Regions from separate parts of the Homo sapiens genome. Here region 1 is linked to region 2. Evidence: read pairs that join two places in POLR2A ChIA-PET (ENCODE). Cell type or tissue: OCI-LY7. All regions are shown on one strand.

Evidence for each region. ChIA-PET counts read pairs that join two places held together with the same protein. Peaks named below come from ENCODE experiments on the same cell type or tissue, not always from the same donor. Only the 100,000 strongest peaks of a DNase experiment are listed, where the experiment ranks them.
Region 1: POLR2A ChIA-PET joins it to region 2 with 7 read pairs; 1 of 35 experiments calls an interaction of 5 or more read pairs at or near these places.

What each region holds. Positions count from the first base shown.
Region 1 is chr2:231,311,012-231,313,511 of GRCh38, forward strand. The region is part of intron 19 of ARMC9 (armadillo repeat containing 9); the gene reads left to right. Among named protein-coding and RNA genes, the nearest start is that of MIR4777, 50 kb to the right of the region's middle. RefSeq lists an enhancer at 312-361. In OCI-LY7, a CTCF peak has its summit at 1,114; DNase peaks (open chromatin) are centred at 230 and 1,200; H3K27ac peaks cover 1,626 bases.
Region 2 is chr2:231,226,375-231,228,874 of GRCh38, forward strand. ARMC9 (armadillo repeat containing 9) reads left to right here. Exons shown (of 25, transcript NM_001352754.2): 7 at 400-424. Among named protein-coding and RNA genes, the nearest start is that of ARMC9, 29 kb to the left of the region's middle. RefSeq lists an enhancer at 2,010-2,079. In OCI-LY7, a CTCF peak has its summit at 1,114; DNase peaks (open chromatin) are centred at 1,127 and 2,067; H3K4me3 peaks cover 752 bases; H3K27ac peaks cover 1,291 bases.

The sequences.
Region 1 (2,500 bases), 85 kb after region 2:
AGCTACTTGGGAGGCTGAGATGGGAAGATCGCTTGAGCCCAAGAGGTTGAGGCTTCAGAGAGCTGAAATTTGTGCCATTGCACCCCAGCCTGGGTGACAGAGCAAGACTGTGTCTCAAAAAAATAAAAATAAAAATAGAAAAAGACAGAAGCATAGTGAAAGTTAATGTTGCTGTGTGGGGAGGGACACTGCAGAGAATTTGCTATGCAGCTCACTTTGCAGCCGGCTGTGTGCTACTTTCTGGCATTTATTTTCATATCCTCTTTCCTGGTGGAGTCATTTTTTTTTCTTTTGCTGCTATTCACACTACCTTTTATTCTGTGTTAGTGAATTGTAAGTGCTGCTGGGACAGGGCCGTATCAGTGTGGTTCTCCAGAGGCTCCTCACTACCGGCACAGCACTTGGCACATACCAATGGTGGGGTAGGTATTTGCTGACTGAGCATGTGCCCCGTATAGAACACTGTGCAGGGGTTCTGCTGGGCGCAGTTGCTCACGCCTATAATCCCAGCACTTTGGGAGGCCAAGGCAGGCGGATCACTTGAGGTCAGGAGTTCGAGACCAGCCTGGCCAACATGGTGAAACACCGTCTCTACTAAAAGTACAAAAATTAGCCAGGTGTGGTGGCATGCGCCTGTAATCTCAGCTACCCTGGAGGCTGAGGAGTGAGAATCGCTTGAATCCGGGAGGTGGAGTTCTCAGTGAGCCGAGATCGTGCCACTACACTCTAGCCTGGGTGACAAAGTAAGACTCCATCGCCAAAAAAAAAAAAAAAAAAAAAAAAAATATTGTGCAGGGGTTCTGATGGTTCCTTTCCGCAGAGAATCCCTTCATCCCTTCAGAGGAATGTAAGAAGGCAGATTCACCCAATCCCAGCCTGGAGAATTTTCACAAAGTGCATATACCTATGTAATTCAGACACCACCCACCCCCTCAAGTTCTTGACCTCTTCTTGAAATTTATATAAATGGAGTTATTCAGTATAATATACTCATGTGTCTGGCTCATTTGATCAATGTTATGTTTGCTAACCCCCAAAAAACTACCCCAAATCTTAGTGGCTTAAAAAACAATAATATTTTCCTCCCAATTCTGTGGGTTGGCTTGGCAGGTCCTCTGCTGGTTTCACCTGGACTTACTCATGTGGCTTCATTCGGCTGGATGTCAGCTGGGCCGGAAGGTTCGAGGTGGTTTGGCAGTTGGTGCAGGCTGCCAGTGCAGTGTGCCTCAGTTCTCCGCCACGTGACTTCACTCCTCCAGTGAGCTGGAACTGGGCATCTCTGAGTTCCAAGAGGTTGAAGTTGGAAGCTTCCAGTCCTCTTGAGGCTGAGGCTCCAGAATTCTCAGGGCCTCATTTCTGCCAAATTCTACTGTCAAAGTCACAAGGCCAGCCCAGTCTCAAAGGATTAGAAAAATAGACCCTTCCCTGCATGGGATGAGTGGCAAAGCCACATAGCAAAAGGATGTCCTTGCCAGGATGGCAGGAGTTTGTGGCGGTTAAACAGTCTGCTACAGGGAGATTCTTCTCCGAACAAACCGTTTGAAGATAGTCTTTGTGTGCAAAACAGCCTTTTACAGTTTCACACACTTTTTTTTTTTTTTTTTGCAAAATCTAAGATTTTTTTTTCCAATTGAAGTTAGAGTTTTGGTGATCAAAACTGACATTTATGTTGGCCCTTACTAGGTGGGAAAAGCCAGCTGGCTATTTCAGTCTTATACTACCCTGGCCTTACCACGCTCTATCCTCAGTTCTTAATTTCAGAAACGTTACCATTCTTTTTCTAACAAAAAAGTAGTATTGTAAGGACTCAATGAACTAATCTGTATATTATCCTGAACAGAGTGCCTTGGGTGTATAGTATACATTCGGTTCAGGCTTGCTTTTTTGTTTCCTCCTAGTTCTCCCGAGTGGATCAAGCTCTGGGAATGTTGTAAAAACTGACTTGGCTAGAATTCATCTATTTAACAAATATGTATCAAGCACCTGTTATATGCCCAGGTCTATTCTATATCCTTAGTGTTTTTTTCTGTCTACTCATTCTACCAGTTACTAAGAGAGGAGTATAGAAATCTCCAACTAAATTGTGAATTTGCCTATTTTCCCTTTCAATTCTGTCAGTTTTGGGTTCATCTATTGTGGAATTCATTTGCTTTAAGCATATATGTTTGTAATTCTATCATCCAACAGTGTTGACCCTTTATCACCATGAAATGTCCTTTGTCTCTAATAATGTCTCTAGAATATTTGGTCTGTCCAATATTAATATAGCCACTTCAGCTCTCTCATGCTTGCTGTTTGCATGACATGTTTTATTCTTTTACTTTCAACCTATTCGTGTCTTTTAATATAAAGTACTTCTCTTGTAGACAGGATATAGCTAGCTTTTGCTTTTTTAATCCAGTCCGACAATCTGCCTTTGATTGGAGTATTTATTTAGTGTGTTCACATTTTTGACAGTTTTATTGAGGATATAATTTATATACCATAAAATTCATCTGTT
Region 2 (2,500 bases):
ATATCAATTTCCTTAGGATAAAGCTTTGAATTGAAGTTAGAGTTGAATTATGTATAAAATCAGATTTGCATTTTTAGTTGGCTTGGTAGCAGTGGGGAAGGCCTTTGGAAGGGGATAGGAAGGGGATAGGAGGCTGTTGAAATAGTGCAAGACTTGAATTCAGACAGTGATAATTGAAATGGGGAGAAGAGGACTTGCCTTCTTCTGAAATGGGAGTGGGTCAGGCCAGTATGGAGAAGTTGCTTAGCTATTTACAGCAACAGTTGGAGCTGGCCCTCCCGGCTCCGAGAATTCTGTTTCATCATGCTGAGGTGCTTTCTCACATTGGCCACAGGATGTCCGATACCCCAAGTACCGTTCCCTGAATGCCTGTTTTCCTGAACTTCTTTTTCATCCCAGAAGGAGAATGGACAAAGTAACAAAGGTAAATCATCTAGATTTAAATTTGTCTAAGAACAACTTTGCCAGTTCAGGTTTGAAGTAGTAAGATCGGTGCAAAGATGGAGAGAATTCATGATTTTGGCTTTAAGAGTCTAAATATTTATGAAAGGCTTTGCAGTCATAGTGACCTGCAGTTCCTTGAGGCCCATTTTCGGGAGGGCTGGTATTGTTAGCTTCGTCTTGCATGTCAGGTAGCTAAGCCTTGGAGAAATGAAGAGAATCCAATAACATCCCAAAGGGAGGTAACTGCAGCAGCAGCACATTTTCCCTAGAAGGTGTAGGGCAGCATGGGTAAGGATAGAGTTCTTTTAATTTAATTTATTTTAATTATTTTAATATTTAACTTTTACCTTGAACTAGTCAACTGGGGTCTTCGAAGACATATGGAGTACCCATTCTTATCAAGCATTTTCCATTCCCAAGTAGGAATTCCAGTCTTCAGTTTGTAGCATGAAGTGTTATTTTTCCATGGTCAATTGTTTTTACCAGAACTGTTCACTTTTGAGTAAGGTGAGAAAAAGTGTAGTTAATATGAAGTTGGTGGCCCCAGTTGGGGCGCTGTACCTCAGTTTTGCCTTTGATACTACGTTTTGACAGCTGCTTAAATGATGATGCTGGAAAGGGCCTGTGATGCATGTCATCCCTCTGGTGAGTATTGATGGCATAACCCTCAGTTCCCAGTAGGTGGAGTGTGACTACAGGAGATCTTGTTCCATGCGCCAGCACATTTGCCCTTTCAAAGCAGAGTCATGCCAGAGAGGATTTCAGAACTCCCTGCCATTGCTTTTTCCTGTTTCTTTTTAGGGAGTGAAACTCTTTTAAAGAAAGGAAGCATTAATTAGTAAATTATTTAGCTGTTTGCTCACCAGGGAGTTGGCAGATAAGCAATGGGGTTTGTCAACCTCAGGGAGAGCTTGGGTTTGGGTTTGTCACTCAAGATGGCTTTGGCAGCGTCAGCCTTTGAGAAGGCTTCGGATGCTTGGTTTTGCTCTTGGTAGCCTCAAGCATCCCCAGCTCAGCTGTTCTAAGTGTGTGACTGGTTCTGCCAGCCATGCTGACCCTTCTGTCGCTCAGAGGGGACAGGCCCTGCTGGCCCTTCATGGAGGAGCAGGGCTACAGATACGGCCCCATGGGATCAACCTGGACTGCTCCAAGGGTCGCAGGAGCACCCTGAGTCTTGGAGCTCCCCAAGGTTGCCCTACCCCCAGTACAGTATGTGGAGGAAGACTCCCAGCCTGCATCCTCAGCTCTGCAGGCCCGCTCTCTCAGTGCTAGCCTAGGCCCAGGCCTGGCCACGGTGCGTCCCGGGCCAGTTTGCTCACATCCAACACAGCTGGCATCTTCAACTGGACTGGGACTTTGGATCTTGCCCTGCAGCTCCTGGAAATACACCTCAGCCCACTGTTCCATTGCTGCCTGACAGACCATCCCGACTTGGTGGCACAAAACAATGACATTCACTTATAATGGTGATGATGAGCCTGCATGGTCTGGGAGCTGTGGGCTCAGTTAAGCTGTTCTCCCTCAGCGTGTCTCTCAGGTGCAGTCAGGCGGAGCGGCCTGGGGCCAACTCCAAGGCACTCACACGCAGAGTGGTGGTCGGTGCTGGCTGTCACGTGGGGTCTCAGCAGAGGCCCTTGACGAGAACACCTGCGTGGCCTTGTGGTCTGGGCTTCCTCCAGGCATGTTGCCTGGTTTCCAAGGGTGAATGTCCCCAGAGAGAGCCAGGAGGAAGCTGTATCACTTTTTCTAACCTAGCCTCTGAAGTCAGTCAGTCATTTCTGCTGCATTCTGTTTCTTGCAAGTGAATTCCTAAGGCCCCCTCACCTTCAGAGAAAGGAAATTACATTCCTCTTCTTGATGGGAAGGAGGGTGTGTCAAAGACTACAGGCATTTTAAAACCACCACCATACCCTGCATCTCTGGACCCTAGAGAACTGCCTTAGTTGTTAGTTGAATCTGCCAGGTCGCTGTTCTGAACTAGCCTTTGGACCCCCAGGCAATGGGGGCAGGAAGGTGGTGAGAAACTTCTCTCTCTGGTTCCTGAGTTTCTGCAGCT